Linked DNA regions of Homo sapiens: region 1 is linked to region 2. A link is a contact called in ENCODE Hi-C data. All regions are on one chromosome and are shown on one strand. The core of a region is the stretch at or near the end of the contact, and the rest is flanking DNA. Distances in the headings are between cores, read along the strand shown.

Region 1 (2,995 bases), core at 186-2,685, 1.5 Mb before region 2:
GAGCTAATGGATGGAGTGTGGATCAAATACAGTTATAATGACTCTATATACTATGTATTAGGGTTATGTTCTGCCCCATTGCAGTATGCAGTACATGATGTGATTTTAGGTGGTCCATGGATGGACATTTAAACTTTTTGTAGTTAATGTGTACTAGAATAAAAATAAGGAGCACAACAAACTTGATTTCACAGAGTATTATGGTTTAGGATAAAGCCAAAAATTTTTAATGAGTTGAAATTGGCTTTAAATAAAAATATTGAATGAATAATAATACCTAGGTGCAGATTGGCAAAGATTGTGTAGGTGGTGTACAGATTACCCAAGTTTCAGAAATAGTATTATAGCAGAAGGACTACCTAAAATAAAATTCCTGCCTTCCAGGAATTCAACAGTTTGTTAAGGAACACAGACCCATAAGCAGGGGTGGTAAATGCTACACTAAATTTGGAAACCAAGTACAGGAGGAAGACAGGAAAACAGTGAGGAGCAGAGTGCGGGAGAGGCTACCAGCTACAAGACCAGTTGGAAGGCTATTGCTGTAGTCCAGGGGAGAGGTTACAAGAGCCTGAATTAGGGTGTGGCTATAGAAATGGAAGGAATACAAGTAATGTTAACAGGCCAATTGCAACCATACTGTGAAAACCTTACTGGTTGCAAGCAGTACGAAGGTGAAACTTATCCAACCAAGTCAAGGGCAGTGTTGCACACACACACACACACACACACAAAGTAGTAGGACAGCTGAATTAATCAAGTATAATTGAAAGCATACTTTTATTTAGCTTCGGTTATGAGAGTGTTTTAGTGCGAAATATTTAGATATTTGCCCCCATTTTCCCCACTTAACTCAGAAGCTGGAGAAATGTTAACACATATTGTATAACGCTTTCTATGTTCTAGGTTTTTTCTGAGAGCTTCACGTTTGTTGACTCCTCTATCCTCATTAACCTTTATTTTATAGATGAGGAAACTCAAACAGAAGGTTAGATAACTTGCCCAGGGTAAAGCAGCTGATAAATCAAGTAGCTAGGAAGAAACCCAAGCATTCTGGCTATTCTTAACACTACACCAGAATAAACGGGGCCGGCACACAACGCTAAGGCAAGTCACGTATCTGTATCGGATCGTGAAACAATCACTCTTACGGTTGGCAAAGGTTCTGGGATCGCAATTTCCCCACCTATAAAATGGAGATAACGACGCCGGGAGTTTGGTGCAGAGAGAGAGAATGAATATGAAAGTGAACTTCAAACTATGTATGTGGCTCCACGTACTACTTTTTCCAAATATGAATACTGGAATCCATAAACTGCAATTTATCAGTCCGTAAAACTCGTAGCGTCAGGGCGAGACTCCGCCTCTGGGGCCCCGCCCACCGCGAGCGGCAGGTGGGGCCGGCAGATCTTCTTTGCGCATGCGGAAACCGCTGCCCGCTTCCACCTCTAACCCAGGCTCAGAGTAGCTGCTGTTTCTGAGAGAACGATTCGTAGGACAGCCCCTGACGCCATTCCCTTTTGCCCTTCTTTCTGCGGGCCTTTCCGGTACTTGAGCGGTGTCCAGAGCGTGGCCAGTTCTCGTCTATCTGGCTGCCTTTAGGGAGCGGTGCCTAGCGTTGGCCAATAGTTGGCTGTCGAAAGTGCCGGCCCCCGCGCCGGCGCCTGCAGCAGCCGGGTGGGAAGGCTCAAGATGGCGTGCTTGTTGGAGACCCCAATCCGCATGAGCGTCCTTTCGGTGAGTGACCCGCCGCGGCCGCCCGCCCGCCCTCCAGGAAGCCTCATCCCGGTCTCCACCATTCCCCCAAGCGTGGTGTGCCTCCTGGGCACCACCCCCTGGGGTGGACCCCGGCTCAGTCTCGGGCCAGGGAGTGAGCGAGGGTGGAGAGGCGGGATAGACGGGCAGAGGGGACCGCGGCCGAGCCAAAGACGTTTCCAACTCCGGGAGCTCCCGCCGGTGCGGGTTCCCAGGATGGCGTCTGGCAGGCGGGGTGGCTGGGCTTATAGACAACTGGCTGGGCGGCGCGGCTTGGACTTTGCCAAGCGTTTCACTGAGCCTTCCTTTTAGCGATGCCGCTTCCCGGGGGCCGAACGCTCTGCCTTGTGAAGCGCCGGGCTTGCAGCCGGCCTGAGAACGAGCGCCCACTCAGCTCTCCCGGGCTTTGGCAAGAAGAGGTGCAGGCTCCTTGGCCCCCATTTCCTCAGAGCTGCCAGGCCAAGTCTGTGCGGCTTCTATCGCGTCCCAGCACCTGGGCACCGGCTGAAGCAGTTTGCTTTTTGGCAATGGTGATTCGTATCAGCTGCAACTCTTCCTAGTGTGTGTGGTTTTTTAAGCCCCTTTCCTCCGCTCTGCTCAGAGGTCGCGGCTCTGAGTCAGAGGAACTCTATGTTCCCTGTGCCTGGTATTCCGTTTTTCTTTAAGGGGAGTCAAACATTGAAGGGGGGAAAAGGGGGTGAGATTTATTTCCCCATTGTTGAAAGAAGGGAACGTATTGACATGCCAGGAAGTAAAACCTGTTTTTTTTTTTTTTAAAAAAAGTTTTTTTAAAGAAAAAGACGACTTTCACCTTTCACTATGTTGCTCTTGAACCAGGACCAGGAATGAAAGTTACTGGGAGATAACTTCGAAGGATTTTGCAACAAATTCGAGCTGTCCGACTCTGAGAATGGTCAGTTTACCAATGGTTCATTTGCTATTGTTGGAAACAAGCAGGCAAATACTGATTGACCATCTTTTAGACTTGTGGAAGCCAGTCTGATACTGAGAGGGTAGTTGGATTATAAATGACTTGTCGGGTTCCTAGAGTCTTGTAACTACAACCGGTTTCTTTTCTCTTCTCTGACTTGTCCCACAAACAAACTCACCTATCTGAAAACACCTAGGACATTTGCTTATGATTCAGGGTTAGAGCAGTGTGGCAGACCTCAACCTTGAAAAGGCTTAAGTTGTCAATACAATAATAATTTTGTGAGGCTGTCAACAGATTTTTCCCCTGATC
Region 2 (2,700 bases), core at 162-2,661:
GCCAGTGGGTAAGAACCCTTTCTCTGGGTTGTGCCAGGGTGGAACTGTCACTTTATTTCACCTGGCCCACCGGACATGGGCTCCAGGAGGGCAGGGCCCCTGTCTGATTTCTCTCTGAATCCTCAGAGCCAGGGTAAAGTGGGCGCCAGTTAAATGTTTCAAGAATGAACAACTAAACCAGTCATCATTTTAGAGAACAGGCTGTTTGAGAGATTCTACTCAGAACCACTTATTTGATAGAGGAAGAAACAGGACTCAAGGAGAGGGGAAGTGACTTTGCTGAGAGGCAGGCACACTGTGTTTAGTCCAGAACAACATCAAGCCTTGGATGTTTAGTGCAGAGTAACATCCAGCACCCATCACGCAGTGCTAAGTCATTTACATTCACCATTTCCATTCTCAATGGGTAGAACAATCCCATTTTACAGAGGAGAACGTTAAGGTTAAGGAACTTGCTTTCCCCCCAGCTCTCTGCAGGCCAGCCCCACCAACCCTCCTTTCCTCAAGCCACATTCTCTCCCAACAAAATGAGTTTGCTCTGTTGTTCCCCGCCCGGGAATTCTCTAAAGTTTTAGTTCCAGCAGCCTTTGTAGCTGGGGGCCCTGATAAAATCTCTCCAGCACCCTAGAATTTCAATCTTCATAGCTCTGACCACAGTTTTAACGTTCACACTTGTTTGCATAGATATCCATTTGCTGTCGGTCTCCCCCCACTGGACTGTGAGCTGCACGGGGGAGGGCACCACATTTTTTGGCCTGCTACTGTAACCCCAGCACTTAGCCCAGCAGCGGACACTGAGTGGAACACGTTAAGTATTTGTTAGACACTGTGCTTATATTTTTAACCTTTGAGTGCACGAGTGCTAAAGGTGGGATCCGAACCCACGTCTCCGGGACTCTGGTCATAGCCAAAGGGGAGCTGGGGGTTAGGTTGACACGCTGCAGCGAGAACCGCCGGCGCGCAGAGGCAGCGCGGAGCTGTCCCCCCGGTTCGCGCCACCCCGGATGGCTCCGCACTCCGCCGCCACCTGTCGCCCCAGCGGGGACTCCCAGGACTCAGTTAGGGGCCAGGAGTCACGTGGGCCCGGGCATTCAGCCGCGATCCAGGTCCTAGTGGGCTGACGAGGGGCCCACGCTGCGCTTACCTGCTATTTGCAGGGCTCAGCAACGGCGCTCGGCGAGTCTCGGGGGACTGCGGGGGACTAGGGGACCTGCTGGGCCTAGCAGGGGCTGTCGGTCAGCGCGCGGCCCGGCGCCCGAGGTCCGAGAGGGAAACGACGTTTGGTCTCGGGACTCAAGGCTGCCTCCGGCCCGGGCAGCCTCAGGTCTAGATCCCCTAGTACCTGAGCTGGAGGCGGGGCCAAGGCGAACTTGACCTTGCGCTCCCTTAGCGGCCCCGGGCAGATGGAGTCTGAGGGAAACAGATCTGCGCCCCGCCCCTTCGCTGGGGCGGGCCCTAAGGAGACCCGGCCCTGGCCCCGCCCAGGGTCCTAAGCCCCGCCCTCTCCCCTGCCCCCGCCCCCGCCCGCTGGCTCCCAACCGCCAAGGCTCTTTTGTGTTGCGTGCGTGTTTGCTTTTTTATTCTCCTGTTTTGTATTCTGTTTGTTTTGTATTTTTATTTAATTTTCTTTTAAAAAAATACATGAAAGTAACGCCCACTTACTTATTAGAAAATAAAATTATCTAGATTTGCTTATAATGAAAGCAACAGGCCACTTCTCCCTCCCATCACAGCTCTTTTTAACAATTCCTCCGTTAATTTCTTCTAGTGGTCACCCGCTTGTCGCAAAAAAAAAATAAATAAATAAAATAAAAAAATAAAAAAAGAAACTTACATAGCGATTTCTTGATTTATCCATTGACTTTCTGCCATGTTATATGAGGATCTACTCTCTTACTGCGCGGCCCCTGTTTCCTTCTGACAAATTTACACCTCTATTCTCAAGCCCTGCCCTGGTAAACGCCAGACCTCAAAGCAGGGAAGGATTTCTGGGGCCTGAAGCATACACAGTTGTGTGGGGAGAAGGAAGGGAGGGCTGCTTAAGAAAGAGAAGACAGAATTAGGGCTTGCCAGTGAACATTTATTTGGAATGAGAAAATAAATCTTAACAGAATCCTGGGGTCTTAGAGATTGGGGTCCCTATCCCCTAAAACCTTCTTAGGAAATTTAGGTCCCAAATTTGCTTCCCTAACGCAGTCTGGCTTCCTCTGCCCACCCAGAACTCTCCATAAGCCCCCAGGGCTCATGGGAGCCTTGCAGAGAGAGGCCTTGAAGGACAAGATTCACTAGATTCTGCCAATACAGTTTCCTAATGGAGTGAATTGGAGTGTGCGAAAAAGAGAGACATCAAGGATGATGTCAAGGTTTTTTGATTGCTGTACACTTAATTTCCAGCGTTTCCTAGACACAGGAACACAACCTCATCTTAGTATGGAGAGTGTTTTATAAGCCTGTCCACATCACCAGAGCCTCACGGTGCACCCATGAAGTTGGCTGGACGGGTGCACTGTCCACAGTTTTAGGAGGCCCATAAATTTGTCCCTTGTGTATTAGCACCGGGGGCATGCAACTTGCACCCAATAAGTACCCAGGTAAATGGTACTTCCCCACTCAGTCTGAAGACACAGTGTCCGTGCCCTCTCGGATCCCTTTTCTCTTACCTGTGGTGTAAAATGTGGCTCCAGAAGGTGATCTTGGACA

The links. Hi-C counts contacts between places; a loop is a spot of excess contacts on that map. Pooled maps may share reads with other maps.
Region 1: a map of CD4-positive, alpha-beta T cell shows a loop between it and region 2 (11-fold over the local background). The contact joins the promoter of ARMC8 here to the promoter of NMNAT3 in region 2. A Hi-C loop is called at or near these places in 3 of 168 maps with a recorded cell type or tissue (CD4-positive, alpha-beta T cell, CD4-positive, alpha-beta memory T cell and naive thymus-derived CD4-positive, alpha-beta T cell) and 7 of 50 pooled maps.

What each region holds. Positions count from the first base shown.
Region 1 is chr3:138,185,866-138,188,860 of GRCh38, forward strand. It overlaps ARMC8 (armadillo repeat containing 8), which reads left to right and starts at 1,436. Exons shown (of 22, transcript NM_001363941.2): 1 at 1,436-1,734. The coding sequence starts at 1,690.
Region 2 is chr3:139,676,561-139,679,260 of GRCh38, forward strand. It overlaps NMNAT3 (nicotinamide nucleotide adenylyltransferase 3), which reads right to left and starts at 1,412. Exons shown (of 7, transcript NM_001401600.1): 1 at 1,145-1,412. RefSeq lists a silencer at 1,466-1,515.